Regions from separate parts of the Mus musculus genome. Here region 2 is linked to region 1. The links are chromatin loops, found by intact Hi-C in ENCODE. Cell type or tissue: left cerebral cortex. All regions are shown on one strand. Links, peaks and the distances in the headings refer to the core of each region. The heading gives the core; the rest is flanking DNA.

Region 1 (17,196 bases), core at 5,289-13,288:
TTAAAGACTTTTCATTTAAAGTTTCTCTTAGGCAATTTGATCATTTAAAAATATTTTGTTGAATTTTTGTGTTAATGTGAGTTATGGATTTAAACAGTCATGATTCCATCATGTTTATACCTCAAAAATAGGTGTCATTTGATAAAACCATGATTAAATGCTATAAATAAAAGTGCTCATTTTAAGACCTGAGATTGACTATTAGAAAGGAAATTAAAAATTTTTTAAACTGTTTACATGAGTTCAGAGAAGTGAGAATATTTATTTTCCTAATATACATTTTAAAAGTAAAGTATTGATTCGTGGATTTAGGAGTTGTTTCTGAAAGTAAGCATACAATAATTTGCTATTTCCAATAGTTTTTATTTAACAGGAATCATACTGCCATATATGTTAAACACTTACCAGTTGAATGATTATTCTTTAAAGCCCATTAGCAGCAGAAGAAATCTCTTACCTTCATACATTAGACTAGTGCTCCACAAATTATAAGGTTCACCTAGCGATCTTATTAATTTGAATTTAGTTGTCGTAACTAAAGTTTTACACTTCTAGCAAGTTCACTTGCTGTGCTTTTTGAGTAATAAGTGTTAGGTAAAAAGCATCAAGTATTAGTCCAGAAAACTGTGCTGCTCTTGATTAAATAACTGGGTACGTGGATAAAGAAAATCCCTATTAAGGACATGCCACTGAGAACAAGGAAAGGAAACCTGTAAATACAAACAACCTGAGATAAAATAACCTGTTGTGAGACATTGAGTGAGTAGGACTCATAAGAGATGGGAGTCTTAGAAGTTTCTAGTAGAAAATCATTGTAGGTTTAAAAGAATGGAACACATTTTGTTGTCGTTGTTTATATTTGAAGATCATTTTGGAGAATGTAAAGACTTTTTATCACAGTTCTTGGGGGAAGTAAGGTACCATATAAGGTGTTTGTGTTTATAGTAGAATTGAACTAAATAAGATCTATTTCTTTACTTATAAATAGTCCCTAAAAGAAACTTCAGTGCAAACGAAATAGAAGTCACATTATAAACTAAAAAATGTCCTTAAAAGAACAGGTTTCCCTGGCACATGACTACCCTAAAATACCTGTAGGGGACTTAACTGTAAAGTTCCTTTCACAGACTAGTTCATAGCCATCGTGTGCAGATAGATTCACTCAACTCTCACTTTTAAGTGGTCTATGGTATGAACAATGTATCTGGGAATTATTTTCCCAGAAAGAGCTCTTAAATTCTACTCATGTCTCAAACAGGAAAACTTTCAATATCAGCTTTGTACCATTCATAAAATTTATATATATATACAAATTCAAGAGTAATTTTCAGGACCCACTTAGACATTTTAACATCTTTAATGATTAACATTATTTGACAAAGCTTGTTTCATTTATATTATTCCCCTAACAATGAAGGTAAAGTTAGTTTGTAGAAGGAAGCAACCTTTTTCGAAAGTGAAATTTTATAAAGGGGAAGATAAAGTGATGAAACTGAGAAAGATTTCACAGAATGGGTCAGAGATAAGATGCCCAGCTTGCAAGAGGACAGGAAAGAGAGGCTAATTGAAGGAGTGCAGTGTGAGTCTGGAGTGGGGGAAGTTCAGTGAGTGAAGTTCACTTGAGTCTAGGCAATTCAATGGAGTTCAGTTGAGATCACTTTGTAAAGTCCATGCAGTGATGCTCAGCAGAGTTAGTTTGAGGACAAAGAAATTCAGTCAGCATCTGAGAGAAGCCAGTTTGAATTAGTCAGCTTGGAGAGTGTTGAGCTAGAACAGCTCAGTTTAATCAGCCAGCCAGAGTTCAGAAAGAACTAGGAAGGGTGAGCTTATTCAGCAGTAAGCTATGAGGTGAAAATTATATCTGGTGAATAAATGTTACATTTGCAAGTAAGTATTCTAAAGGGAATTTTGTTTCATTAAAAATTGGAAAAGTTGGCATTACTGATAGTAATTTTGCAAGTCTTATTCACCTCCCATCTGATTTACAAACTCTTATCCTAGGAACAGATATTTTCCACAATATGATTGTCTCACTGGACTCCTTTAGGAAACTACATTAAAATACCTATATATTCTTTCATTTAAATATACTGGTTTGCTTTTTAGGTTCTTGAGCCATATAGAGTATTCACTGATTGTATTAGCAAACACGGTATAGAAATGAGGCATTATATTGTAAAGTTCCCCCCCACCCAAAGGATATCTGTAGCATGAATTTCAAAACATTTAATATGTTGGGATGGGAAAACAAGGTTTATACACCAGCTAATATGAAGCCCCCAACACACATACAGTAGAGGACCTCCATGTCTATGTTCATTCAGAGATGATGCACCTAACTCTCAAGAGACAGGAGGCCCCAGGGAGTTTAAAGCACCTTTTGTTTAAAACAAATTTTTGAGACATGGTTCCTTTGTGTAGCCCTTGCTATATTGGAACTCATTTTCTAGACTAGGCTGTCTTCAAACTCAGAGATCTTTTTGTTTCTACCTCCCAAGTACTGGGATTAAAGGTATATGCCACCATGCCTGCTTGTTTATAAGCACATTATTAATAAGATGAATTCAAGAAAATTACTGAGAATGGCAATTGATACTGTCTATCGTGTAATTGCGTCACATAACAATCCCACTATTCCTTTATAGAATAAAAAGTTATGTCTTGTTCTGGAGTAAATATTAGGCACTTTTATCAATGAAAGATGTGCTTATTATACTCTTTACTGAAATACTATTTTTACTATTTATCCTAGAGTAAGCATGAAATAATGTATTTTTTCAGTTGAACAAAAATTACTACAAAATCAAGTAAATTTTGTAACAGTGTTTCCTGGTGAAGATGGGTCATTTGAGGAAATCATTTGAAAACATTTACTTTCAAAAGAATTTCTATTTTCTAAAGAAATGTAATCTTTATAAATTACAATAATGAGAAAGAAAGAAATGCAAAGACAGACTTTTGTTAAACTGATGTAAATTTGATAGTTAAATATTTTTAAAAGTTGCACTCTTTTCATATTGTTCAAATTTGAAAAAAGTAATATGGCTAAAGTACCAGTACCAAGATGGGAAGAAAATATCTTAGAAAACCATGTGTGGGCTTAGAAAACTAAATTTTGCACCAGCTGGATGTCAAACTTTTGTTAAAGTTCTACCTCGTGTAGGCTATATCAAGAAGAATTTTCTTTTGTGCTTGTTTTACAAAATTGCCTCATAGCTCCTATATAAACATTCAAAGGATAAAATATTTCCTGGTAAAATAGGAAGATAAGCTAAAGTTCTTTCTATTTGAAGTTTCACAAAGACAATACAGATGCTTAACATATTTTATTTAGATACATAAGAATATTTTGTATGACACTCTCCAGTTTCCATTTTATTTGACAAATCTGAAGTGAAAACATATAGAGATAGAAATGAGATGAATGGACATCTTCACCTGATGACACTAGAGTTTTCATTGAGTAACTACACAGAATTGATGAACATAGGAAGCACCCTAATAGCAGGTTAGGTTCTACACTGCCTGCAATTAGAGTTCAAACACAAAGGTTTTTCCCCCTCTCATTTGCGTGTTGCTATATCAAATATATCAATGTATAAAAAACAGACTCAGGTCTCCTGAATGACTGGGGGAACCCATCTCCAGAACTAAATGTATAATTTAATATCACTTTTATTCCTCTTATTTCTATTGATCTTAAAACGTTGGTAAAAAAAAAATGGGAAACATTTATATGACTCTAAATCACTATCTTAGATCAAACAGACTGTCTTCTTAATTGCTCTTTAATTCTGGATATTATTAGTTTTCTGTAATTTTGAAAAAGACATTCTCATTTTCAAACTGTAATTATGGCATTTTTCTGTCAAGGTAATTAAAGCATTCCATTGTAACTTTTGTAATAGACAAAAACAATACACTTTTGCCATAATTGCATATATGGGTATCTATCAGAGGAGAGAACTTGTCTGTCCAGAAAATAGAGGGGAATTGTAAAAATATGAAACATTAACATTTTATATCATAAAATATTGATAAAATAGAAATTTTATTCATGTTAGAGAACTTAATGTTTATCTTAAGTGTTATAAGAATATAAATAAGACTCAATTTCATATCAAGACCTTTTAAATATTTCTAACTCATAGTTCTAGTGCATATAGTGCCACAGCCATGCTTATACTAACTGCTTCTTAGAATAATTAGAATATGCTTATAAAGCATTGAAGAATTTTATAAAGGTTTCTGTAGATATTTTAGTACAAAACTATGAACTAAACATGTAAACTGAATATATTTGTTACCTTAATCCTAATTTGATGAGCAATGTTTTGTACCTTTTGATTGGGTTATATTATGAAACTTCCTTATTTATAATATAATAAACAAATACTTGTATCACTTTGTAACGCCATTACAATTCAAGTAACAAATTTCTAACTACATCAAAGACTCTACTATAAAATATTCTCCAAGATACAGCTATCAAGTATCTTTTACTGCTATTTTTGTTAAAGATTTTATGACTATGCAATATAGCAATGTTATGTCTGTATATCACTATGAAAAATTCTACATTCTTATGCCCACTACTACAGTACAGTATTGCGTTTTTTACAAAGTGAATTGGACCACTTGCAGAAAATATGTTTTGAAAGAACAGATTTTCCCAGGCACTGACATGTACTTAGAACTATGTATAATTCAATTAATGCATTTATTTAAAAGATATTAGCTCATTTCCATGATTAACAAAATTAACCTCCACCTTTGACTTAGCTGTTTCCAAGATATGTTAGCACTGCTGTACTCCTATTAGTCACAAGCTTAATGTGAGAAAAGTAAGGCTGTATATTTTATGTTCTAGTTAGCCTATTTTTTAAAATTTAATTGCCTCTGTTTTGCTGAAAAACAGGACTGAATCCTATAGCTAAGTTGCACATTAACATAATAGAATAACTTGTAAAGGCTCTATTGTATGAATAAGTTCAACATATAGGAAGCACCCTATATAAAAATAACAGGTTAGGTTCTACACTGTCTGCAACCAGGGTTTAAACACAAAGGTCATTTTTTTTCTCTCATTTGCACGGTGTTAAATTTCAAATACATCAATGTGTGTGTGTTTTTTTTAAAGACTCAGTTCTCCTGAATGAGGGGGAACTCATCTCTAGAATTAAATCGTCCCACTAGATCCATGGCGTAGTAACATGATTCACAATTTGATTGCACATTAGCAATAGAAAAATAACAATTAAAATACTGATGCAGACAAAGAAAATTTCCTTTGGGTTGTAGTATTGTAGAATGGGTCCATTCATGGCTAGAAAAGAAAAAATACATCTTAAAATTGGTTCACAGTTATTTTTTTACATGTACATAGTTACTAAAAATATTCAGTTGGGTATGTATACTGCTAACAGAAATGTATCTCACTTTTATACACTATTTTATAGAATATTCAATAAAATGATAATCTCCAACTTAAGGAATGTGTTTTAAATGACTGTAAAGCAAGGGGGATGGAGATTGGGTAATTTTGTTCTTATTGTCATATTTAAAGGTTAAATATGTGGTGAAATATGTGAGTCAATAAATACAGTTCTATCATTTATGAACTTATTGAATAATTTGGAACTTCTTCCTCTATACAGCTTTCCAACTTTATGTATTTCATTGCAGACAGAAGAAATAGCTATACTAGACCCTTCAATTCCACATAAAATATTGTCACTGCATGTAGTCAAGCAATTGGTTTTGTTTTGTTTTTAGATTTATTTCATGTATGTGAGTATACTGTCACTGTCTTCAGACACACCAGAAGAGGGCATCAGATCCTATTACAGGTGGTTGTGAGCCACCATGTGGTTGCTGGGAATTTTAACTCAGGACCTCTGGAAGAGCAGTCCGTGCTCTTAACCACCAAGCCATTTCTCCAGCCCCATCAAGCAATTTTTTTTTGAATTTTAACTTTTAGGATCAATTTTTTTATCCTGTGTAAACACATTTTTGTACTAATATGATTCTTAAGTTATCAAGTACTTTTCTCACTTGATAATTAGTAATATTTCTTAACAAGTTGATGGCCTGAGAAATGATTTGAAAAAGATTAAACTAGGCATGTATTTCTATTTTTGTTGGAGATTTAATACACACTGCTTACTTTCACTGATTAGTTAAAATACTGGTGCCTGGAGCTGGAGAGATGGCTCAGCGGTTAAGAGCACTGGCAGCTCTTTCAAAGGTTCTGATTTCAAATCCCAGCAAGGCTCACAACCACCCATAATGAGATCTGACGCCCTCTTCTGGTGTGTCTGAAAACAGCTACAATGTACTTACATATAATAAATAAATCTTTAAAAAAAAAGTACCGGTGCCTATTACTGTAAAAGAACATTAGAACTTAAATCATCATGATTTTTTTTTATTGCTACTGAAGTATTTGAGCTTATTTGGCTATAAGATACATATTTTTCTTTTTTCTTTTCGTTTCTTTATTTCTTTCTGTTCCCCACCACCACCCTTATTTTTTTCACTGTGTAGTCATGTCTGTCATGGAACATACTCTATAGACCAGGCTGGCCTCAAACTCACAGAGATCTGCCTGCCTCTGCCTACCAAGTGCTGGAATCAAAGGCATGTGGCACCACTGCCCAAGATCTATATCTTTAATGCATTATTTAACAACTATTTAATTTTAGTAACAGCATAAGTAAACTGCAATTTTGAGGTGTAATATTTTTCAACATATATGTATCAAAGTACAATAAAATTGTGAAAAAACATATGTTACAGACCTTTGTTTCCAATTGCACACATATGCTCAAAATCACAAATCTCAGAAAACAAAACATTATTAGTAAACTGGATGCCCTCCTCATGCCCCTTTCAATCCACCTCTACTTTCTCAGACTAAGCACTTACTTGAGTTTACTAGCCATGGATTTGCTTTATCTTAGTATATAAGCCATTTGACAGGTAGCTGATAACAACACTGAAGTTACTGTTTTGAATAAAATTATGTACGGTTAGAAAGCTGAGAATCTGAAATTTCTCGGTCCATTTTACAGGAGGAATGTTTCGCATTTCTGCGCTTATGATCACTGAAGTGCTTATTAAGATACCTTTCAAGATTGTAGAAGTATATAACTAAGAACAACTCAAAAACATTCTTTAATATTAGCATGTTTTCTCAAGCTCAGCACTATTAAAATTTGGGATCAGATGATTTTTTTAAGGAGTGTCCTGCACACCATAGGCAGGACTATACCCAGTAGATGTCAATATAGCTGACCTCTACTGCAAACTGAAAATGTTCAAATACAGTAAATGTTCTGGAGTTGGAAAGTAGATGCCACTGGATAGAACTACTTTGCTGGGGAATATATATATTTCCTCTGTGATGATCACTATTCTAAAGGTTAACAATGAAAGCAGTGAAACTCCGAAGAATGTAGCTGGCATCCATGTACAAGAAGAGATTTTAGTAATGGGTTGAAGTATTTAGAATGGTGTTGATATCTATGTTATCTGATCATGTTGGAGGAGGAAATTGAAGTAAGTAAATTTTAGAGTAGATGTTACTTGCATGGTTATTTGGCTTCACATTAAACCCCAGAATTTAAAATTGGAGGATTTTACAGCCTAGATATAAAATAGATACAAATCTCTTTTCCATTTTTAAATAAATAAAAGGTAGTAAGTATCCACATTCAAGATTACAAGACAAATTCTATCGATACATGCACATTCATGTTCCATTCCACTTCAAATTGCCTATGACATCTGATATTTTACCTAATTTTTAAAAGCTATAAATATGCAATTAAAACAGGCTAGAAATACCCAAATAAACTTACACAAGTCCATTTGTCTTCAGTTTTCTCGATCACAATCGTTTGTGTGTCACTACCTGGTGGTATATATTCATAGTCATCGTACAGGAGACCTAGGATTGGATACTGTGTTCTGTACCTATACACCAAAAACAGAGTTACTAGTAGTATGAAATAACTTTAATTTGTAGTCACTTCCATTTCTTCTCCCCTGTTTAAATCAATTTATCACTGAATAATTAGTTTCAAATGAAATGCCTTCTCAAATATAAAAGTGCAACTCTTTTTATGTTAAATACAGGGAGGATGTGGCCTCTGATTATGATGGATCACTGGTAACACAGGACAATAATACACAGAAAAAAAATCAAAGTAACTAAGTATCATAATTGCTGAGATCACTACTAAGAGTTTTTCGTGTATACACAATAGGGAAAGATAGGGAAAGGAGAATTAACTGGATTCTAGAAAGTTTATCAAGTTAAAGTGACACAATAATGTATATTACAGTCGTATCTTGTGTGGTAAAACTATCTAATACTGTTTTATACATAGACAAAAAGCTGTAACAGACCTCTGCCCTAATTACCAACACTTCCAGATATTCCTTCCCAAATATGCTCCAAAACACTAATTAAAATTTTCCCCAAATATATAATTCTTAAGTTACAAATATTATACCATTATGAGTAGGCTAATAAAATCTTGTGCTGTTGAACTACATTTAGCATGTTAATTATTCCTTAATGTATCTATACTTTATATGCTACTCAGTCACTGACTCAGCTTTCTTTATTATTAAGTCAACTGGTGATATCACACATAACCATTTTATTTCCTAAAGCACAAAATTAGTGATGCTGAAAATTCGGATGTATACATTATTTAAGTGAACAAACTTAAAACATCTGTCCTTAATAATGGAAAAATTATGATGGAAATTATATGATGATCTTCATAATATATGTTTTAAAATCAAATAAAAGACAAAGTTAATATAAGAGTTTATATTATTCAAGGTTTCAGGCATACACTGTAATTAGTGAAACACATACCTTTCACATAAAGGGTTACGAATATCAACTTGAATAATCAGGACTGCTTTCCACAACTTACCACAACTAAATATCTATCAACTGATGGCCCCAATGTCATAAACAACTTTGTTTTTATTTCTATAGTAGTTAACATACTCTAAATATGATACACAATTATCCTAACCATGATATTAATGTCTTTTTTGAATATTCATTCTCCAGTAGAATGATCAAACAAGTAAAATGATCGGAACACTTTTTAATGGTATGCACATCAACTAAGAGAATAAAAACTAAATTTTATAATAACTTGGCACATTAAGTCATTTTAAAGTACATTACTTTTTTGTGGTGATTGTAGTCCTTCCACCACAAGAGGGTTGGTTATGGGATGAATATATTTCTTGTCTCAACTTTGAGAGTTCCTTACAAATAAAACACAGTAATCATTTAAATAGAAATATAAGCATTTGGTAATAAGATTACTAAGAACAACATCCACCACTCCTCCTGTTTTGTAATTCTACTAATGTTGATACACAGTAGTCAAAATGCTATACAGGCCTTTTACCAAAGTTTTTCCACCAGTTTTATTTTTTCCAACCTAATATTAATAATAACTCTTTAACCTGGCTACTAACTGAGGTGGGATGTTGACAATTGGATGAACATGGATGTCAGTATGAAGATATGACTTTTTTTTGTTCTGAGTAGTTGAAAATATGGCCTAATAATAATAATAATAATAATAATAATAATAATAATAATAATAGTGGTTTCTATAAGAAAGTAAATTCAGCATTCTAACAAATTTATTATGAATGTCACTATGAGTGCCATTTTTAAAATAATAGTAGTTTTTTTAAAGAACTTATCATATACCAGATTCTGGGCTACATGTTCCTTAATGAAGGAGGAGTTCATGATCTAAGAATGAGCTCACAGGCTTTAGAGAATTTCACTGTTAATAAAATATAAATCCACTGTCTTAGAAATAGTAAACGTAGAGCACCCATCTCTTTTTTTAACTTCAATTCCTTCTTTCATTTCATTAAGTGTAAATCGTACTATTCATATACATACATTGATATGTAGTAAAGTATATCTTTGAAATGTGTCCTTTCCTTGGTGTTTTGATTAGGAGCTCTTAACAGCTGAACCATTGCTCCCACTCAATGTGTCCTTTCCTAATCCATGGGGATTATTTATCATACAGAACTTAATTGTACCATTCCATTTTCTATCCTTTTTCTTACCTCTGATTGACGCTTTATTAGAGAATCCTTCTCTTCCAGCAAACTTGTCAATTCATGAAGTTTGAATTGGAAATCACTACAACTTCCTTCTCTTTTTGAAACATCTTTTTGGTACTGGTTTAATTGGGACTAAGGATTTAGAAAAAACAATTATTATAATGCTTTTAAAAAACTTAATTTCAATGTAGTATAGTTAGGTCAAGTCACATAGTCATAAAATGAAAACTCTTTATATGAATAAATGATAACATTTAGAAACAAAATATCGTGATGTGTTCAGCCACAACTGATACATGTAAAACTCAAATCCCGAATTTAAGGCTCAGGGAATATCAAGGAAGAGGGGGCAGTAAGTAAGCCACAGGAAAAGTAAATTTTCTGTGAGATTGACCCTGTCTGTATCAATTGTATCAACGACAGGGTAATTTCACCCATGATGCCTCTATGGCTGCCTAAACAAGACCTGAAGAAAGACAATATCAATAGGCATGCTAACATAGGGAAAAAAATCTCACTAACCCCCCCCCCCATCCATAGACAAAGAATGACAGGCAACCAAGAAATGCAGGAAATGGGAGAAATAGGTTTCTGTATGTATACATCCCTTAATTGGTTATTCAATACTGAATGATCAGACTCAAAATTATACCTTAACACTAAATGGGCTGAACAGGTTGTATTTATGTATAAAAGCAAGGATCTGGAGAACGAGCAAAGGATGGGTATACAGAGGAGATTGGACAGAGGAAATAGAAGGGAGAAATGGTGTAACTATTTTTTAATTAAAAAAAGCTAACCAAAATATCATCACCCAGCTCAACTATGTCTTAGCTTAACGATGTTATATATGACTCTTCTCTGAAAAAACATGCATTAAGCAATCTCCCAAACATAAATTGTTAAAAATTTAAAAATCAAGACAATGAAATTAATGATTTTCTAAACAACTGAGAAGAAAAAAATAAAGTATAAAATAATTTAACTTGAAGTACTAGTTGGAAGTTTCACTGCTTTTTAATAGACAGAAGTATATTTATAAGAAAAAAAAATTAGAAAATACTAAAATGTTCAACTTATTTATTTCTTTATAGTTTTAAAATTGTAACAATATTTATTTTTCTTTTTAATAGTGGCTGGACAGGGGAGTGGTGGTGATGGTGGTGATAGTTATTATTTTAATTAAAAATTACCTTATTAATTTATGCATACATGCATGATAAATGTGTGTATATGCTTGTATGTGTATGCAGAGGCCAGAAGAATGTAATAGATATCACAGAGCTATAGTTACAAACATTTGAAGGATGGAATTCATGACTTGTTATATGGTTGATGGTAACTCTCTTCCTCATGATGAAACAACAGGTTTTGTTAAAATCCTCTGAGTTATCTCTCAAGGCCCAACAACCACTATTGTTTTAAAAAGCTTCTGTAGACAGTTTTATACAATGTAGGATCAACATACCCTTAGCTTGCTGATTTCTCTATCTTTATCAAGTCTCAAGTTTTTTACCATCTCCATATAATGATTGCCAATCTCATCCATTTTAGCCTGTAGTGTAGGGCCTGTGCAAGTCTCAGACACCTATATAAAACCAAAATAACTTTTTGTAATTGGATTATTAAGAAGGAAATACATATTAGGTTTCAAAATTATTACGACATTAATACCATGTTATTAAATAAGACATTGAAATAATAAAAATAATCTTGAGAGGCTGTTTTATAAAGCTCAGGTGTCAGCATGGTACAACTTTCATGTAAGGTCAACAGAAAGGAGTTGAAGTACTTCTCAAGGTGAAGTTTGTATATTCTATTAACAATGATAGCTTTATAGCTATATAACTAGAACAATACTATAAAATCTAGTACCTGTATTCTAAGGTTTTTATTCTCTTGCTCTAAATTGCGTTTACAATACTCAAGTTCTTTCAGTCTGTATTCCAAGTCTGACAGTGTATGTCGAAGAGAAAGGTTATTTTCTTCCAATGACTGACATTTTGCGCTTGAGTCTTGAAGTCCTTGCTGTAAAGAAAGATACAAATCCATAAGAAAAATGCATTTTGAGTTTACAAAGTAAGTGTCCTTTTAAGTGACTCATTGAGAAATATGAAGAAAAAAATTTCAAACTCAATCTTTTAGACTCTTGCCTTATGATATTTTGAACATCATACTACATTTTAATCTTTTCCCTAATCTTATTTGTCTAATGTGTAAAAATGAATACCATTTTTGTAAAAATTTCAGTCCCAGTTTAGTTATTAGATCCTTGTTAGTCTGAGTACATCATACTATACTAGCAGTTTCTAAAATGACCTTGCCCTTCACTGTGGTTAAAAGATTAAGTTTGTAAAAACTTTGGGAAAGTCATGAGACCAAACAGAGAGAATGAACTCTGAAAGCTTATCATAGTTTTGGTTAGAACAATCTCTGCTCAAAAAAACACAGAATGCCTATAGAGTCCATTTCCTTGTTTATTCTGTACACAGACATAAGATGTATCATTTTTTCCAATTAACTCATCGTTAGATTCAAAGACTGCATCAACTTAGACTTTCAGTGACAATTCTTGTTGCCCCAAAATATAGAGCACTGTGTATTTTGTATGCTATATACTACATAAGGTTGCCTATTTCTCTGAGAGGGTATTCAGTTGTTGAAAATATGCAAAGCTGTTCAATTCTCAGATGAACAAATTGTTCCATCACACTTTAATACCATTTGGATTATATCTCAGGACTTCAATGTGCCAGTGATTGTGCATATGGAAAGCTATCAATCTAGAATATCACCTACAAAAGACATCAACTTACTTGCTGTTGGCGATTATTTGCTCTCACTGATGCCAAGAGTTCTTCATACTCTTTCATTTGATTTTCTTTGAATGCCAAGTCCTTTTCAAGTCTTATCTTGTCATTTTCCAGTGACTAAAGGCATAAATTACTTATTAGGACTCAGAGTTACATAAAATTGTTAACAGGTAATGTCTTGATTATGTTGTAAAATTTCAATAAAAACTTGTTTCATCTGTAATTGCTTAACAAAGTGGAATTCTTCAAAGTCAAGAGAGATACAAAGGCACAAACTTTGAAATCCTCTATTGAAAGGACTATTTTGACGGATTGGCTACTGCTAAGTGCAATGAAGCAGAATGCTCTGTATAATTTTTATGTTTTATTTCAATCTACAAAGACTTCTTAATCTCAGCAGGTGGAGAATCTTCAAATTAAAATCTAGCTACACTTATGAGACTGCAGAAACTAACCAGAAAAGTAAGGGAAAACACTCAAAATTCCTCGAGGTGTTTTTTACTATAGTGAAATTTCACCAGAATGTATCTAGCCGATGGCACCAAAAATATCAATTAAAATAATAGAAAAGTTAAGCATTGGGAGGAAAAGGTTTTCAAGTTTTCTATTTAAAAAGAAATTCTAAGTATTCTTTATCATTACAGTAAAGAGGAAAATTCCTTTTCAATGACTACAGTTATTCTAATTTTGTAGACAACTCTGCCTTTAAGCATTAATTACCTTAGTGGGAGATTAAATGATTCATGCCTATCAACATACTTTCATGTACTCATGAGGCAGTTCTTTTCTCCTCTTTCAATGCTAATTAGCTGTTTCACAAAGTAAGTCATGTCTATGGATGTGTAATACTACTGTTTTACAATATATTTGTAAAAGTATATTGAACATTTTTTTTTCATTTCTGTGTGGAGAAGCTAACCATCAGAAATACATGGGAAAGAAATATCAAAATAAATCTTACTGTCAAATCATTTTGAAGATGTCCAAGTTCCTCCCGTATGTTGCTAAACGTGGACAGCACTAGTCTCAGGGACTTATCAGACATACCCCTCATCTGAAGGAAGAAAAGCATCCAGGGTTTCTTTTTACTAATGCTTCAAAATAGGCAACACTAGCAAGTGTAGCTTATTTATTTGTATTTATATTCTAGTGCTACAAAATTACTTTAATTTTTTTTATTTTTAATACCTTTTCTTTGAGATAATTGCTCACTGTGTAGCCGTGACTGGCTGGAACTTGTTTTGTAGCTAAAGTAGACTGGCCTTGAATTCACAAGAGATCTGCAAGCTTCTTCCTCACAAATGCTGAGATTAAAGGCTTGTACACCACAACACCCAGCATTTTATACATGCTTTCAATCAAAACAATTCTATCACTTTCCCGTTTCTTTTTGCTCCCTCTAGACTATCCATGTTTAGTACCCCACCCATGTCTCTCTGAATTCTCTCGTAAGCAAGTCAAGCAACATTCCTGAAAAGATTTTAACTAATCCTTTGGAAAACTTTTCTTTTTTTCCATTTGTATGAAAAAGGTACTATCTTCTTTACACAGCAGAATTCTATCATCAGATTTTTGCTTTTGAAGAGTTGAGGCACTTGATCTTCAAGCCATAAAAAGAACTTTAAGGAACAGCAATATGAACTAACCAGTACTCCCCAGAGCTGTGTCTCTAGTTGCATATATAGAAGAGGATGGCCTAGTCAGCCATCAGTGGGAGGAGAGGCCCTTGGTCTTGCGAAGATCATATGCCCCAAGTACAGGGGAATGCCAGGGCCAGGAAGCAGGAGTGGGTGGGTTGGGGAGCAGGGCAGGGGGCGGGGGGAGGTTATAGGGGACTTTTGGGATAGCATTTGAAATGTAAATGAAGAAAATATCTAATAAAAATTTTTGAAAAAAAAAGAACTTTAAGTGTGCTGTGCTGTCCAATGATTCTGCCTGAGGTGTAAAGAATTAAGTTTTATGTAGAGTACAGGCTGTTTTGCCCTAAGCTCTTCCAATTTGAGTTTTTTTCAGGCAATAACTTGCCTTGAGTGACTCCATTACCACACCATCCCCTAGCTCATTGTTACATCTAAAATGTAGGCTATGTCACAACACAGTTCTCAAAACAATGTGCTCATTTTACATCATGTGTATGAGTATATGCCTGCATATATAGATATGCATCACATGAGTGTGTGGTGCTCATGGAGGCAAGAAAGGGGCATTACATCTCTTGCAAGTGTAGTTACTGAACGTTGTTAACTTCTATGTGGGTGCTTGGAACTCAACTCTGGTTCTCTACTATAGGAAAAAGTGGTTCATCTGTCCCGTCCCTCAAAATCACACCGGGCTCTTGAGACAGAGTAGCGAACAGAACTAGACTGCTGCATTTTAAATACAAACTCTGATGCCAACGACAGCCTGTTTTTGTTTGTTTCAAGCAAATGACCACCTGCCTACCCAACAAGAACTATGAGGAAAAATAAGTCATCTGTTAAGGATCTCAACCTTAGGCTTGCGATCCCTTTGGGGATAGACTATCAGATATTCTGCATATCAGACATTTATAAGTCAGAACAGTAGCAAAATTATAGTTATAAGGAAGTGGCAACAAAATAATTTTATGGTTGCGGGTCACCAGAATATGAAGAACTCTATTAAGTTTAGGAAGGTTCAGAACTACTTAATTAGATGAATCAAATACCACTACCTATGAACTTCTACAACTAAAATTAAATTAACAGCGGAATGCCAGGGTCAAGAAGTGGGAGTGGGGGGGAGGGGAGTGGGGGGAGGGGTTGGGGGACTTATGGGGTAGCATTGGAAATGTAAATGAAGAAAATACCTAATTAATAATAATAATAAAAGAATACATGGCCAGGCGGTGGTGGCACACGCCTTTAATCCCAGCACTTGGGAGGCAGAGGCAGGCAGATTTCTGGTTTTGAGGCCAGCCTGGTCTACAAAGTGGGTTCCAGGACAGCTAGGGCTATACAGAGAAACTCTGTCTCGACAAAACCAAAAAAAAAAAAAAAAAAGAAAGAAAGAAAGAAAAAAAGAATACATGGGAATATCAGCATATCAAAACCATATAAAACAAAGCCCAGGTCTAAATGTCTATCATACACACCAGCTTAAAGAATGATGCAACACACTTATCAAAGGTAATAAACCTCACAATGAGGGGTGCAGGCTTATTGACATATCATCAGATCATGTGGTATATGCATCATGTTTATCAACAAGTGAAAAAAGTTCAGGTCTGACCTGAGAACTACAGCTCATAATAGTCCTATCTTCCTGACATGTTCAATGTAATTGATATTAGTTAGGATATGAACTATCATATATGAACTTCATATGAACTATATTAGAACATGAATACCTGTTGAAACATGTAGACTTTGGAGAGATTTTGTCTTACAAAACTCCTTCAGGACAGGGTTTCTTAATATCTTCCCTAACTATCCCCAGTGGCTCTCACTGCATTTGTATAAGTGTCCAGGTCTTTACTTAGACTTCTTTGAATCTCATAGTCTCTTTAATGGTTTCTTAGTAGGAATAAAAATCACAAGCATTTATACATAAAAATATTGAAAGCTCAAGATGATGAAAGAAACAATGCAGAAAACCTTTAGACAATATTTGTCTCAAACCAAATTCCACAACAGGTTGGTTTGGGGAAATTCTGACTCTTATATCACCTAAGGATAAGAGGAGGAGAATGAGCCCAGACTTCTGCCATTATCAGGATTTAAAGAGCTACATCAATACTACTTATTAGGTCTGTGTCAGGAAAAGTAGAGATGAGACTTTCATCCTAACAGTGCAAAAATGATACTCCAAGCTGTCATATCAACTGATACCATAAAGTCTTCTGCTGTATCATGTGAAGACAGGCCAATTAGAAGAGCATTCACTTCCACTTGGCAGTAATAGAAACTGTCTCATTTCCTCTTATTGTTTACCATAGCAGGTAACCTTCTAAAACAAGATATCTGAATAAAACTTTCATTTGTTAAGAGTTTCATAACGCAGTAACCAAATGGTCAGGCTTTCATCTAGATTCACTGACCACTGAAAGACAAAAACAAAGTCTCAAGCTGATAAGGAAAATCAATTGATAGCTATCAATATCAAGCTAAAAGGGATTGTTAGAATTTTTCAACAAAAGCTTTTAAGCAACCATAAAATCCTTTAGCAAGAAATTACAAACACTGTGAAAGAGGAAGTCACAAACTTTTCCATAAATTAAGCCAGGAATGCCTGATAA
Region 2 (17,196 bases), core at 3,426-11,425, 63 kb after region 1:
CAAGAATGAAGAACGAAGACCAAAGTGTGGACACTTTGCCCCTTCTTAGAATTGGGAAGAAAACACCCATGAAAGGAGTTAGAGACAAAGTTTGGAGCTAAGACGAAAGGATGGACCATCCAGAGACTACCCCAACCAGGGATCCATCCCATAATCAGCCACCAAACGCAGACAACATTGCATATGCCAGTAAGATTTTGCTGAAAGGACCCTGATATAGCTGTCTCGTGTGAGGCTATGCCAGTGCCTGGCAAATACAGAAGTGGATGCTCACAGTTCTCTATTGGATGGGACACAGGGCCCCCAATGGAGGAACTAGAGAAAATACCCAAGTAGCTGAAGAGGTCTGCAACCCTATAGGTGGAACAACAATATGAACTAATCAGAGCTTGTATCTCTAGCTGCATATGTATCAGAAGATGTCCTAGTCGGTCATCATTGGGAAGAGAGTCCCCTTGGACTTGCAAACTTTATGTGCCCAGTACAGGGGAATACCAGGGCCAAGAAGTGGGAGTGAGTAGGTAGGGGAGCAGGGCAGGGGGGAGAGTATAAGGGACTTTTGAGATAGCATTTGAAATGTAAATGAAGAAAATATCTAATAAGAATTGAAAAAAGTAAAAAATAATTTAAAAATTAATTATACATTAATTAGAAATACATGACCTACCAAGTAACCAGGTATTATATTAGATCCATAACTCATTGCTAGCATTGGCTATCTCGTTTTGCAGAAACTTTTTGTGAATGTGATCTGGGTATAAATGGTATAATCTGGTTAACACTGATTAAAATCTGAATTTAACACATACACACACACACACACACACACACACACACACACACACACACACACTGCTGTTAGTATCTGCTGCCAGTCAATATGTAATCTTGTGTGTAAAGAAGTTGAGGTGAAGAATAAAAAAGTATTGTTCGCATAAAATGCTGACTGTATCTGCCCTCTCTGTTCCTTAGAAATGCAGGCTGTCAACCTTGATATAGTTGGGCTACAATTAATATGTGAAATAGATGTGTTCCCTCAATCTTTGTCATACCTGTCCCTGGGTATAAGGAATACAGCTTGAAGCTGAAGAATAAAGAAATGAACTTAAGCATTATCTGACAGACAGATCACATCTAACTACAAAGCAGATACTGAGCATCCTTGTTCAAGTCCAAGAATCTAATCAATCATTCTCAAGAAAGATTCAATTTCTTCTCTGAGAACTTCCTTGTGAAGTCGTGATCTGCAGTGCCAAATATTTGTATTGGTAAATAAATATAAATGCAGTTATCTATGTAACAATAGTACCTGCACCATGTCACAATTGAAAATCCAAAGGATTTGACAATGTATTCTACAAATTTCATGATTGTACTCTCCTTTTGTCTATAGTATACGGAGTAATAAGAGTTCATTACTTATTTTTAGCACTAGACGTGTTCAGAGAATTCTTGATTATATTTTCAGCAGTCTTTTTTCTCTGTAATATAGATATTTTATATTTGGCACCAAAAAAACTAATTTAGAATGTTTGATTTGGGGGAATAGAACAGATATTCCCTTAGACGGTAATTTAATTGCAATAGAGCTAAAAATTTTATTCACTGTTCCTAGCTATAAAAACAATTCATTTATCAAGAATGTAACTGAAGGAGTTGGGCTGATGGCTCAGCAGTTCACAGCACTTGCTGTTCCTGCGGTAGACTGGGTTCAATTCCCAGCACCTACATGGTGGCTCACAGCCATCAGTAACTGAAGTACAGGGTAATTGATGCTGTCCTCTATCCTCTGAGGACACCAGCCATGCACATGTACACATCCATACATTTAGGCAAAATATTCAGACACACTAAATAAAATGGTTTAAATCTCAAAAAAGAGAAAAAATGTTCAAAATTCAAGAGAGTATGGGTAAAAAATAGAAAACAAAACTCCAATATTAATGATAAGCATAAGGATCGAAACATCAGCTAAATACATTAAAAACAATAAAAATAATTTCCATTTTAGATGAGCTGTTTTGAGGGTCATTTTAAAAGTACTCAATTGCTCTACAAAGGATTTGGGATAAACAAACTCAGAAAACTCAGAATATTTTATGGTCTCAAAACACTTTTGTCACTACTGGTGTGTGTGTGTGTGTGTGTGTGTGTGTGTGTGTGTGTGTGTGTCTGTGTGTCTGTGTGTGTGTGTCTGTGTGTCTGTGTTGAGAGTGGGGGTGGAGGTGGGGATTTCTTCTGCATGCTAAGCAGGCAGTTTCTTTCATGGACACCACCTGGAAGTCCTTTAATTTAGTTAATTTTGACATTGGAAGCTCAATCCTACAAGGCTGTCTGAAAGCCTTGAATCTCTGTACTTTATTGTTTCCTGAAGCCAGTGATGATCATGTAGGTATCCAAGGGCTACCAGTGATTAATCAACTAATTAGCATGCCAAAAACGCAAATTGTTTTAGGAATTATATGCTAGGAAAAGAGGGAGAAGACAGGTGTACATGTGTGTACGTCTACGTGTGTGTGTGTGTGTGTGTGTGTGTGTGTGTATGTGTGTGTGTGTGTTAAATATTATATCCATTTCACAAACTTGTTAGCATTAAATAAGAAAATGCTTGCTATTTGCAATATACTACCGAGGCATGAGATTTTAAAATACAATTTTTCATAGCATTCAGTGTAATTTTTGTAAATTAGTCAATTTGAAAATCAAATTAAATGTCCCAGTGAGGTATGGTCCTAATTTTTGAAACGTTAGCTACCTGAAGTCATTAAGATAAAACAAAGCACCAGTAAATTTATCAAAATTGACATATAGAACTTTATTAAACAATTAAATAGCAAAAGTAATTATCAATTTGTCACCAAATACATTTCATCGGCATCAGCAGTTTTTATGTGCATTACTAATCCTTTACTCCACCTTTTGTTTTATGAGACTGATGCTTAGATCTCTCTCTTCCTGGGCTCATAGCTTGGGGCTAATGATACAAGAACGACAGAAAGATTTAACACAAAGTTACTTAAGCCTCTTTGCTTCTGCCTTGTCTATGACCAAGAGAAGAATGTTCATGTTATAAAAGGTCAACAAGCATGAGAAGGAGGTAAATCCCAAGGTAGGTGAGACCATTGTATGAGTATATGAAAGCAGCTGTGTATCATTAACTAAGCCCAATTCATTTGATCTGGCAGAACTCCATTCCAGCCTTCTGACAGGACTTAACACGGATCTTGTTTAACTGCTGTTGGGAAATTTTTGACTGGGCAATGTTTCAGGATATGAGGTATGAAAAAGATATTTGTTTTAGTTTGAACAAAAATTAAAGGCAGCATTTAGAAACGGGTTTAACCTGTTAAAACAAGTTTAATCTGAAGTGAATTCAAGTTAAAATACTACATCAAAATGACAGTTGTCTAACAAATATATGCAAACAAAATGAAAGTAGATATTCCCTTATAAAACCTATAGCATCGCTGCATCAGAGTATCAATTTCTCTTCCTAAAATAAATTTTACTGGTGATATATTTCTATCCAAAACTAATTGACTTGTTAGAAAAAATAAGACCTGGGTTCTGGACAGGTTATCCAACTCTCTGTGTGTGCACATGCAGTGGAGTAGGCTCTATGATTCTGGAAGATTTTTAGGGATGCAGCATTTCTCAAATGTGTCAAAAACCACTAGCTTTACAAAGAAGTGGTTTATGACCTCCTAGGTTGAATATGTATCTGGTTAAATGTAATATGTGGAATAGCTTTATTGCTATAATATCTATAGCCTTTAAAAAAGATGATATACATTATGAACATAATCTTCAAATGGATCTACTGTGTGTGGTGTTTATCAAATTTTTCTTGACAATAAAACATGTTTTATGTATAATATATATTATTTATGGAATAGTGTGTGTTCATATTTTTCTGTATGACTTTTTATTCTGGATATATTTGAATGGATTTAGAAAGTAAATGAGAACCCATAGTTGGTATTTAATTTTAACGATATCATAAAAATATATCAAAGAACACTTGACCATCTGTATAAGCATATCTGTCATATTCAAAGAGAGAACTTTTGGGGCCAAAACCATCAATCTCATCGGAAATGTTTTTAATGCTTTATCCCAAAGCCAGCAAGTCAAAACTTGAGAGCTGTGTTCCAAACATTGATTCTAATAAGCCTTCCTAATAATTACAAACTTCTGGTGATACACACATACACACACACAAACACACAATGAAATTGGCCATATAACTACTGACCCCATAGAAACTAAAAGGATAATTAGGTATTCTATGAACAACTCTATTCATATACACTGTATAATTCATGAAATGGAGCAATTCTTTGTAAATCACATATTAGTACAAATTACCCAAAATGAAATGTATGAAAAGAGTTTGAAGTCACAGTTATTACCTTTTCACAAAGAAAAATCCTGAGAACATTAAACATTTAAGAAAAGTATATCTCTGACTCTGTCTGTGTCTCTTCTCTCCCCTCTTTCCTCTTTATTCTTCTTTTCCTCCCTAAACTCAGGGATTTATATTTACATATAAAGACATTAATCCAATACTAACACCAGGAAAAGATAATATAAGAAACCTATACAATGAAATCCAACAAAATATGAACAAACTGAAAAACTTACACAACTTAATGTATTTTGATCAAGTGGGTTTTATGTAATGTTTGTGGTTTGATTAAGAATGATCCCCATAGACTCATATATATGAACTGGGGAAGGAGCAGAAGGTGCGGCCTTTTTGGAGAATATGTCATTAGAAGTGAGCTTTGAGATTTTAAATGCCCAAACAAGTACCAGTCAGTTGCTCCCTCTACTTGTGAATGACTTCCTCTCTAGTGCCATGCCTATATGCCTGCCATTTGCCATGATCCCCACCATGATGCTCAAGGAGTCATCCTCTGAAACTCTAGGCAAGCCCCCACATTAAATAAAAACAGCATGGTATTGATACAGAAACAGACAGGCAGATAAACCTACATACCTATGGACACTTACTCTTTGGCAGAGAAGACAAAACCATTCAGTGGAAAACAAAAGACAAAGCATTTTTAACAAATGGTGCTGGTTCAGTTGGTGGTCAGCATGTAGAAGAAGGCAAATGGATCTATTTTTATCTCCTTGTACAAAGCTCAAGTCCAAGTAGATCAAGGACCTCCACATAAAACCAGATACACTGAATCTAAATAGAAGAGAAATTGGGAAAGACCCTCGAGCACATCAGCAAGGGGAAATTTCCTGAACAGAACACCAGTGGCTCAGGCTCTAAGGTAAAAAATTGTCAAAAGGGACCTCATAAAATTACAAATCTTCTGTAAGGCAAAAGATGCTGTCCATAGAATAAAGCAGCAACCTACTGATTGGGAAAAGATCTTTATCAACCTTACATCCTATAGAGGGCTAATACCCAAAATATAGAAAGAACTCAAAAAGTCAGACTCCAGAGAAGCAAATAACTCTATTAAAAATGGGATATGTTTTTGGTTATAAGCTTAGCCTTTAATGGCTGAACCACACAATTCATAGACCACATGAAGCTCAAGTAGGAGGAAGACTAAAGTGTGGATACTTCAGTACTTCATAGAAGGGGGAACAAAATACTCAAGAAGGAAATATTCAGAAAAACTGTGGAGCAGAGACAGAAGTAAGGACCATCCAGAGACTATCCCACCTGAGGATCCATCCCATATACAGTCACCAACCCCAAATGCTATTGCTGATGCAAGAAGTGCTTGCTGACAGGAGCCTGATATAGCTGTCTTCTGAGAGACTCTGTCAGAGCCTGAAAAATGCAGAGGCAGATGCTCACAGCCAACCATTGGACTGAGCACAGGGTCTCCAATGAAGGAGTTAGAGAAAGGAATGAAGGAGCTGAAGGGATTTGTAACCTACAGAAGAACAATAATATCACCCAATCAGACCCCGCACCCCAGAGCTCCTAGGAACTAAACCAGCAACTAAAGAATAAATATGGAGGGATCTGTGGCTCCAGCTGCATATGTAGCAGAGGATGACCAATGGCAGGAGAGGCCCTTGGTCCTGTGAAGGCTCAATGACCCATTGTAGGGGAGTGCCAGGCGGGGAGGCAGGAGAAGGTGGGTGGGGAGCACCCTCATAGAAGCAGGGTGAGGGAGGATGGAATAGGAGGTTTGCAGAGGAGAAACCAGGGAAGGGGATACATTTGAAATGTAAATAAATAAAATACCCAAAAAAACATGGGATATGGAGCTAAACAAAGAATTCTAAACTGAGGAATCTCAAATGGCAGAGAAGCGCCTAAAGAAATCTTCAACATCCTTAGTCATCAGAGAAATGCAAATCAAAAGGACCCTTAGATTCCCCCTCACATGAATCAGAATGGCTAAGATCAAAAACTCAGGCAACAGCAGATGCTGGCAAGGAGGATGTGGAGAAAGAGGAACACTCCTCCATTGCTGGTGGGATTCCAAGCTGATAAAACCACTTTGGAAGACAATCTGGCAGTTTCTCAGAAAATTGGAAATAGATCTACTGGAAGACTCAGCTATACCACTACTAGGCATACACACAAAAGATGGTCCAACATATAACAAGGAGACATGCTCCACTATGTTCATAGCAGCCTTATTTATAATAGCCAGAAGCTGGAAAAAAAACCAGATGTCCCTCAACAGAGGAAAGGATACAGAAAATGTGATACATTTACTCAAGTAAGTACTACTCAACTATTAAAAACTGGTGAGTTCATGAAATTTGCAGGCAAATGGATGGAACTATAAAATATCACCCTGAGTGAGATAACCCTGTCCCAAAAGGACACACATGGCATGCACTCACTGATAAGTGGATATTAACCCAAATGCTCAGAATACACCATGATACAACTCACAGACCATATGAAGCTTAACAAGAAGGAAGACTGAAGTTTGGATGCTTTAATCCTACTAGGAAGAGGGAACAAAATAATCACAGGAGATAGAGGGAGGAAGGGACATGGGAGAAAGAGAGGAAAACAGAGGGGGTGGGGACATGATCAGGTACGGGAATAAACAAGAGAGAAGTCCAGAGGATCATGAGAATGAATAGAAATATGTAGTAGTGGAAGTGGGGAACAGGGGAACCACTAGAAACTCCCAGATGCCAGGGAAGCAAGAGGTGGGGAAGACATAAGCTGAAATACTCAACAGAAGGGAGATGGGATCTGAAGAGACCACCTCCAGTAAATAGGCATGGTGCCCAGTTGAGGGTTGGGGGTCACCCACCCATTTCAAAATTTTTACTCCAGAATGGTTCCTGTCTAAAGGAAATTCAGGGACAAAAAATGTAGTAAAGACTGAAGGAAAGGTCACCCAGAGACCACCCCACTCAAGGATTCATCCCATATGCAGACACCAAACCCTAACATTTTTGCTGATGCCAAGAAGTGCTTGCTGACAGGAACCTGGTATCACTGTCCTATGAGAGGCTCTGCCAGTCCTGACTAATAGAAATGCAATCACTCACAGCCAACCATAGGACTGAGCCCAGTGACCCCAATGGAAGAGTTAGCAGAAGGACTTAAGAAGGGGATTACAACCCCAAAGGAAAAACAACTAACTGGACCATCCACAGTTCCAGGGACTAAACCACCAATCAAAGAGTGTATACATGGATGGGTCCATGGCTCTAGCTACATATGTAGCAGAGGATTGATGGCCTTCTCTGGCAACAATGGGAGGGGAGGCCCTTGGTCCTGTGGAGGCTTAATGTCCCAGGGTAGGGGCATGCTAGAAGAGTAAGGCTGGAATGGGTAGGGGAATACCCTCTTAGATGCAAAGGGGAGGATGGGATGGGTTTTTATACATAGAGATGGGGAAGGGGAACAACATCTGAAATATAAACAAATAAAATAGCCATTAAAAAATAAATGTTTTCCTGTATAAGTTGCCTTGATCACGATGGCTCTTCAAAGTGATACATAAGTAACTAAGTCACTAAGAAATGTTGAATAGAACATTCAAAAATTAATATAATTTAATGGCTGAAAAAATGAGTCTATGGTCTTCTTATTAAATGGAAACTAGCATATTTGTCAAAATCCTATGTCCATTGTGTAATAAAAAAAATTCTTTAAACTAAGAAAACAAATGAGCCTCATTCTGATAAATTATGGCCACCTCTCTCATACAGACACGGACATACAGACAGACACACACAGACACACACAGAGAGAAACACACACACAGACAGAAAGACACACACAGAGACACAACACACACACACACACACACACACACCATCTATAGTAGACATCCTATCTACCTAATGATGAAAGGTTGAATGCTATATTTTACACTAAGGAATGGGCAAGATATCTATTCTGACTACTCCTATTCAATATTGTATTTGAAATCCTATAGAATGACAGAGTAAATGAAAATAAAATGGTTTTCAACTGCACTTATTTACACATAAAATGACTGTCCAAGTACAAGTCCCAGGAATGCAACTAAACTTTCTTATAAATAATAAATTAATTTGAAAGACTTCAGGATAGAAAATGAAGTTACCAATGTAAATGGTGACTATTTACCATTGTGGCATAAGACATGTGTTGAACAAATTTATTGGCCTGTAGCATCCTCCCGAAGATGGGTCATAGAAACTGAAATCTTTTCTCCATTTTTTTTTTACTCTTGGAGCTGACCATAAATAATTTAGCTGACTTAACCTGAACACATAAATACTACACAGAGAAACCAAGACAGATAGAAATAGACAAGTTATTATGTATTCTCTTAACCATTCTCTTAGCAATCATATCTATACAATGCACTTTCCATAAAACCTCAAAGTTGAATGTTTGATGAGTTTTCTGCTAGAGGAACATGGTGAGGTTTGTGGTCGATGGCACACACAGAGTGTGGGAACACCATGATCTTTCTTCCAGTCCTAGACCTATTTCACATCATTATCAGCATATTTTACAATATTCTTCATAATAGACATGTGTGTTTCCCTGTTATGTGAGCTACTTTAGAAAAGTAATTGAGCCCAAAGAGTGTATTGTGGAAATCCCAATTGTATATCAAGTCTGTCATAAGCACAGGTAAAAATAGCCTGGGGCTTGTATCTGGCATCAAAAGTGGGAAGGAACAGTCTTAAATATTGAGTCCTCAACCAGTAAGATTTGACACCATTTCCAGGTGGTGTCAGAATTAAATTGGAATAGAGAACACCCAGCTGGGGTCCACTACAAAATTGATTGCTTGATTGCTGGTGCGGTGAAATCTTTACACATTTGATCTCACAAAATTTGCCTGTGCTAATTGTGAGAGTAGATGGAAAACAAGAAATAATCATAACTGAACAACTGGAAATATAAATCATTCAACAATAACATTTATAATACTCTCAGTAAAATATTAATGTATATACCAACAAATATGTGTAAAATATGTATACTAAGACCTATAAAATTCTTATAAGAGAAACAAAAAATGATACGGTTAAATGGAAAAACATTCTAGTGTAAATTAGAAGATTCTGATTACTTGTCAATTTCTTCAAGTTGGTTTGTGTTTAATATTTATAATATTGTAAGAAATTTAAATCAATTCCTGAGTAATTCAAAACAAGATTATTTGAAAGTTCAATCTGAAATTTTGTTTGAAAGTAATGAACTAAGAGTAGCCATACCAATTTTGAAAAAGAAAAAGTTAAAATTCACAAGCATGGAAGACAAGGGAGCTGAGGATGTACCGCAGAGTCAGGGTGAATGATTAGCATGCTCAAAGCCCTTGGTTAAATACTCAGCACCCTCACTCCAAAGTTCTTGTAACCAGATATTCAATAATGATATTAACTGTAAACTTACAACAATCATGTTAAAAACACAGATCAGTGGAATTGGAAGAGAATGCCCATATATATATGTGTGTGTGTGTGTGTGTGTGTGTGTGTGTGTATTAAAACAAATATAGTTGTAAATATAATTTAATGGGGAAAAGAAAGTCATTTCAAACAAGTAGGCAACAATAACCTCATTTTTCCTGAGCAACAAATGATGAACTTAAACCAAAACACCTTACCTTATACAGAGTTTAATTCAAAATGAATTATCAGGATAAATTTAATACATAAAGTATATAACTCAGGGATTGATACATAAGAACAAACTTTTATAATATTGGGTTAAGCAATGGCTTTGTTACATAAAAATCAGACGGATTTCATCAATATTAAAAATCTTCTGCTCTTTGAAAGACACAGTGAGGAAAATAAAAATATAAGCCATATACTGTGGGAAATATTTTCAAATTGCATATATGATTTTATGATTAAAGTCTTTGTATCCAGAACAGAATTTAAAAGCTCTCTACGGGCTGCGGAGGTGGCTCAGCTGCTAGGACCACCTTGCTGCTCTTCCAAAGGATCTGAACAGGGTTCTTAGAACCCACATCTGGTGGCTAACAGCTGGCTGGATTTCCACAGGATTCAATTCCCTCTTTGGGCTTCCATGGCTGCACATGCTCATGTCCTCACACTCACGTACTCAAACACGACAGACACAGACACAAATACACATAAATCAAAATTTAAAAAAACCTTAAAACACCCAAATCTTAACAATAAAGCGAACAATTTCATTTTTTGTAATAAAGTATTTCAATAGGCCATTCACAAACAATGGGGGTGTGGGAAGTGAGTATATGAAAGATGCTGAGTATCATGCATGAGTCATTAGGGAAATTACAATTAAAACAACAAATCTGTATCATTAAATAGCTATTAAGATGGAAAGAAATAATGGTGAAAACTTTACCAACTACAGACAAGGGTTAAGAGCACCTGGAACTCACTGCCATTTGCTGTCAGAAAGGCAAACTGTGAGGTAGCCACTTCTGAAGTCAGGCCGTCTCTTATAGAATCACATATACTTAACATGTGATCCATCAACCATACTTTTAGGTATTTTAGTCTATGCTCACCCAAATGTCTGTGATTAAATACTTATTGAAGCTGTATTCATGAGACTAAAATCTTTCAATAGTCCAGATACCCTTCTACTTTGAAACATTTGTTAAATGCAATTGTACTCAGCAGAAAAAAAAAGGAATAAAATATTTGTATACTGAATGCATAAATAGAACCTTAAATTTACTTCACTAAGTAAAAGAAATCAGACTCAAAAAGCAATGTAATATGTGGTTTTATTTGTATGACATTTGGAAGATTAAAAAATCAGAAAGTTAGAAAAAAGATTAATGTTTGTAAGGGAATGGCAATTATAAAATGTCAGCATGAAAAATTTTCAGTATCAACTTTGATAGTAGACATAAAAATTTTGTCAAAAACTGTGGAACTGCACACTGTAAATGATGAGTTTCCTGTGTGTGAACTATGCTTTAATGCTTAACGACTCACAGAATCCCCTGGAAGTAATACACGAGGTATAAACCAAGTTGTGATAGAGAGAGAACAATATTTTTATTATTTACTTTGGATCTCATTTTCATTTTGGGGAAGATGAAGATCAAACCCAGGACCTTGGACATTCTAGGCACTCTACCATTAAGCTACATACACATCCCAAATTGTCTGCTTCTTAAATGCTCTTTTCTTTGATGTCAGGTTATTTATAGACGTGATTATTGATTTACAAGAATATATGGACTTTTGTTTAAATTTTTACTATTGATTTCTAGCTTAAAAGTATTGTGGTTACAGAACATGATGTAAATGATTTTAATTTTTAAAAACTTGATATTTTCTTTATGACCTAATATAAACCCAATATTTAGAATTATATGTACGAAGGAAATGCATATGTGCTTCTTGAGGAATATGGTATTTTATGTGTGTGTTAGTTCTGCTTGTTATTTGCATTAGTCAAACAATACATATCTGGGCTCTTTTCTTCCTCACACATTTGTTATAAAGAGAGAGGCATTCCAGAGCTCCCATGGACTAAACCACCAACCAAAGAGTACACATGGAGGGACCCATGGCTCCAGCTACATAGGTAGCAGAGAATGGCCTTATCTGGAATCAAAGGGAGAAGAGGCCCTTGGTCCTGTGAAAGCTTGAGCACACTCACAGAGGCAAAGGAGAGGGCAGATGGGGTGGGAGATTTGCAGAAGGGAGACCAGGAAGGAGGACAATATTTGAAATGTAAATAAAAAGATAGCCTATTAATAAAAAAGAGAGGGAGGATATTAAAATTGTTCCTGAGGATATTTCATTTGTCAGTTTCAAATGAATGAAATGTCAGTTTAAGAAGTTTTCGATTCAATACTTTTATTTATCTTTGCAGTATACTTTATATTTTAATATACACACACAGATTCATGCGCGCGCACGCGCGCACACACACACACACACTGTATTTTGGTAACATCTGTCCTCTATTTACTTCCAACTCCTTCCACATCATCCAGATATCTCCTATTAACCTCCTAAATTTATAGTTTATTTAAAAAATAATTATAACTCACACATATGTTCACAAATGTGAGGTCATCCACTGAGGTAGGGCACCATACCAATGCCCACTCCCAACAAAGAAAAACGGCTACCTCTCCCTTCCATCAACTTCCATTAGTTCTTCAGCTATGGGTGGGTTATCAGGAATCACACTCCACACTGAAATGTTTAACTTTCTTGATTGGGTAGAGGTATTGTGGAAGTAAACACAGCTGTGGGAGTTCATGTGTGTAATAGCTAGCTATGTTATGCCAAGAAAACAGCATCTCCTAGCATTCCTCCTTCTCATGACCCTGCTCTTGCATTCCTCTGTCCCCTCTTCTTCAGTGTCCCCTGAGCCATGGAATGGGATTAATATAGATTCTCCGTTTATAGCTGAGCAGTCAAGAGTTGTTTACTCTCATCACTTGGAGCAGTTATGACTTTGCACTAGCCACTGCCTTCTGCAACAAGAAGTTCCCTTAGCTAAGGTTGATAATAAGCAGAAATAATATAGGTATAAACACAAATATTTAGAAGGTGGTTTGGAGACATGATCACTTAGCAAAACATCAATAGATTCTCTCTTATCACCTATGGATTCCTTAGCCATAAATTTGGCTATGCTTTCAGTACCAAATATGAATTCCCTCCTGTGGAGCAAACTTCAAATCCAAGTTTTAAATCCAATCAAGTGAATGATCACCACCCCCAAAATAATCTTGCAATTATTATACTAATAAACACATACTGCCTTGCAGATTATTATTGTATGGAACCAGTTTGGGGTAAGATTACTGATGTCTTTTCTTAAAGCAGGCTGCATAGCAATTTCCAGCACTATGAAATCTAGCCAGCACACCAAGTACCTTCAAATTTCACATTACCTTCCCTATGAATTGAATGTTTTGGTAGTATTGTTCCTTTTGAGTCTCCACTAATATTTGTGTGTGTGTGTGTGTGTGTGTGTGTGTGTGTGTGTGTGTGCAGGTAGAGGTATATACTGGCTAAACTTATGTCAACTTGATGCAAGCTAGAGTTATATGAAATGAAGAACCTTCAATTGAAAGAAAAATGCCTTCAACAAGATCAGGCTGGAGGGCACTTTCTAAATTAGTGATTGATGAGGGAGGGTCCAGCTCACTGTGAGTGGGTCCATTTCTGGGCTGGTGGTCCTGGGTTTTATAAGAATCCAAGCGGAGCAAGCCAGTGAATAGCAGAGCTCCATGCCCTCTGCATCAGCTTCTGCCAACATGTTCTGCTCTGTTTGAGTTCCTGTCCTGAGTCCTTCCTTCAGTGATAAACAGTGATATGAAAGTGTAAACTGAATAAACACTGTCTTCTTCACCTTGCTTTTTGGTCACAGTGTTTCACTGCAGCAGCAGAAAACCATAACTAAGACAAGGTGCACATGACAGAAGCATGTGGTTCCATGTATGCGTGTTGTCATGTAGAAGCCAGAGAACATCCCCCTTGCCCAGTTCCAAAGACTTTATTGCTTTAGAGAAGACTGTCTTAATTAGGGTTTCATTGTTATGAACAGACATCGTAACTAAGGCAACTCTTATAAAGGCAAACATTTAATTGGTGCTGGCTTACAGGTTCAGAGGTGCAGTCCATTATCATCAAGGCAGGAAGAATGGCAACATTCAGGCAAGCATGGTGCTGGAAGAAGATTTGAGAGTTCTGCATCTTGATCTGAAATTTCCTAATTTGGGAGTTATTTTAATATATACATATGCAATTGCATGGAAACAACTCTCCCACTTCCTTGAAAAGCATTTTCAGTGGTAGTAGAAGTTCATATAGACAGTAAATTTCTTGAAGTATATTGAAGATATAATTGCCTTTTTCTTTTTGTCTTTTGGGTATAGAGATAATCAGTTGCCATTTTAATGTGCTGTTTTAGGTAATTCTTTTTTCTTATGTATTTTATTTTTTCTGTTTTGTCAGTTGTTTGTACTTTCATTGTACTATATTTCAGTATTTACTAATTTAAGTGTTATTAGACAGGGTTTTATACACACTAGGCAGATGTTCTACCCCTGAACTCGAACTCAGTGAGGTTTTTAAAATTTCACCTCACTAAATTCATTGGGTGCACTAACGTAGAAGACCTAGGCCCTTCAGTCATCTTCAGAAAGGTTGTCATTATCTTTCCAATGTTGTTGATGCTCCTTTCTTTTCAATTTTTGGGATTCAGACTAGGTGCTGAAAAAAAAATGGGAATGGGTGGGTAGGGAAGTGGGGGGAAGGGTATGGGGGACTTTTGGGATAGCATTGGAAATGTAATTGAGGAAAATATGTAATAAAAATATTTTTAAAAAATTCTCACACTAAGGCTGCAAAATGGCTTGGTGTGTAAGGGAGCTTACAAGCAGATCTGTCAGATGAAGTTTGATCCCTCAATCCCAAAAGATGACAGGAGAAAACAAACTCACAAATGAAATAGTCTAACTTATACACATCATGGAGCACATGCACCTGCACATGTGTAAACATGTGCATGTCCACACACACACATACACACACAGAGTAATGATAAAAAAGATAAAAATTCACACACTGTTTACCTCTGAGTTTCCTTATGTTGTGCATAATCTGCTAATACTGGCAAATGATCTGTAGTTGGATATTTCCTACCATGGGAATATTAGGATTTAATTTTAACTGCAGCAGTTTAAGTTGTGGTTAGTCAAATAGTTTCACCAGAAGGCCAAATTTGTACTCTCTGTTCTTTGAAAGTTTTACAATTTGACAATGCCCTGCCCTCCCCCCTGCCAAATTCTCTGGTATTCAGTATGAGAATTTAGTGAACATTCAGACAGTGTCATGGTTTGCATTGCTTGGCCCAGGGACTCGCAGTATTTCGAGGTGTGGTCTTGTTGGAATAGGTGTGTCACTGTGGGCTTGGGCTTTAAGACCCAAACCACCAACCAGGGAGTACACGTGGAAGGACCCATGGCTACAGTCTTATGTGTAGCAGAGGATGATCTTGTAGCGTATCAATGGGAGGAAAGGCCCTTGGTCCTGTGAAACCTCTATGCCCCAGTGTAGGGTAATTGGAGAGCGGGGAGGCAGGAGTGAGTGGGTAGGTGGGGGAGCACCCTCATAGAAGCAGTGGGAGGGGATATGGGATAGGGGGCTTCGGGGGTGGGCAGGAAAGGGGATAACATTTGAAATGTAAATAAAGAAAATATCCAATAAAAAAGAAAACATCAACAAAACAAAACACACACACACACACAAAACAAAACAAACAAAACAAAACAAAACAAAAAACAAAAAGACCCTCATCCTAGCTGCCTCAAAGTCAGTCTTCCACTAGCAACCTTCAGATGAAGATGTAGAACTCTCAGCTCTGCCTGCACCATGCCTGCCTGGATGCTATTATGTTCCTCCCTTGATGATAATAAACTGAACCTCTGAACCTGTAAGCCAGCCCCAATTAAATATTGTCCTTATAAGAGTTGCCTTGGTCATGGTGTCTGTTCACAGCAGTAAAACCTAACTAAGACAGGTAGTAAAACTCACACTATTGTCAGTTCCATTTATAATTGATTCCTATTGGAGGTTTTATTTCTCAGTCTTATAAACCCAGCCTACAAGAACTCATTGATTATAGTGTGCTTTCCATTTTGGCAAGGATTCTCATGGATATATTTATATATTTCTGCTCTGGCAGGTTGCCATTTTCTACATCTACCTATCTCACAAGTTTTGGGTATAGTAGCTTACACATATTTTCAGGTTTGGTTTTTGATTTGTTTTATGTTTTTGCTACTTAGAGTGCCAATTGTCAAGCTAATTACATGCAAGGCCTAAACCTGGAAATTTGATAATATTAGGTAATTTTAATCTAAATTTTATTGTTATATGAAGAGCCAAGATTAGTGTCAAAGTTTATCTACTACTCTGTTACAGAGTAATACATTAAAAAGAAACAGGCTGTAGTTCTAGTCTCATAAAATTTTATTGAATTGAAGCTAGAGATGTAGGAGGCAAAGTGCATGCTTAGCATTTTCTATGTACCTTCACTATAAGCAAAAAGGATTGTAAAATTATGTAGCAGTCTGGGTTTCCTGGTTGAATGTTGTTTGCCAAATCCTGGATTAATTTAACAGTTTATGAATTATAGTACTTGATTTGTATTCTACATGTGAATGTGTGTGTTTTTTATGTGAATAGGTACATGTAGAAGCCCAAAGTAAAATTTTGGTATTGCTCTCCAAATACCATCTGCCTTGTTTGTCTAAAAGTAACGCTCAGTTGTCTGTGTCTGGCCAATTATGTTAGGTTGGCTCACATAGATACTTATGGATATGCCTATCTCTGGTTTTGTAGCACTGAGATTTCATACTCTTGTCATTATACACAACTTTTAATGTGAGTGCTGGGGTGTGAACTTAAGTTCCCATGTTACGCAGTTGAGCTCTCTTCTGAGCTACTATTGCTTGCCTTATCAATATTAAATTAAGCTGAAGACATTGGCTAAGTCAAACTTAGTCTTAATGAATTATCTTGTTATAAATACTTGATTTATATTCCTATTGGGTTAAAATTATGGGGTCAAAAATTACTTTAATACCCAAAGTAGACAATGGTATTATAAGAAAATCATAGACCAATATCTGTCAAGAAACTTCAATGGTGTAATAACAAATATAATGTACATAAAAGCAATGGACTCAGATATATCATATATATGATATGTATTTCATACACATACATGGCATATATGTTTGTGTGTGTGTG

What was found. A loop is a pair of places that touch in the nucleus more often than their neighbours do. Peaks named below come from ENCODE experiments on the same cell type or tissue, not always from the same donor. Only the 100,000 strongest peaks of a DNase experiment are listed, where the experiment ranks them.
Region 2: it touches region 1 in a loop (4-fold over the local background); 2 of 42 quality-filtered maps call a loop at or near these places.

The regions. Positions count from the first base shown.
Region 1 is chrX:112,635,116-112,652,311 of GRCm38, forward strand. It overlaps Pof1b (premature ovarian failure 1B), which reads right to left. Exons shown (of 17, transcript NM_181579.1): 10 at 13,903-13,995; 11 at 12,945-13,058; 12 at 12,004-12,156; 13 at 11,597-11,716; 14 at 10,132-10,260; 15 at 9,218-9,300; 16 at 7,863-7,977; 17 at 3,312-5,326. The coding sequence ends at 5,321. Among named protein-coding and RNA genes, the nearest start is that of Zfp711, 43 kb to the left of the region's middle. In left cerebral cortex, for the core only: no CTCF peak of the experiment used is centred there; no DNase peak of the experiment used is centred there.
Region 2 is chrX:112,700,376-112,717,571 of GRCm38, forward strand. No RefSeq gene overlaps it. Among named protein-coding and RNA genes, the nearest start is that of Pof1b, 10 kb to the left of the region's middle. In left cerebral cortex, for the core only: no CTCF peak of the experiment used is centred there; a DNase peak (open chromatin) is centred at 6,432.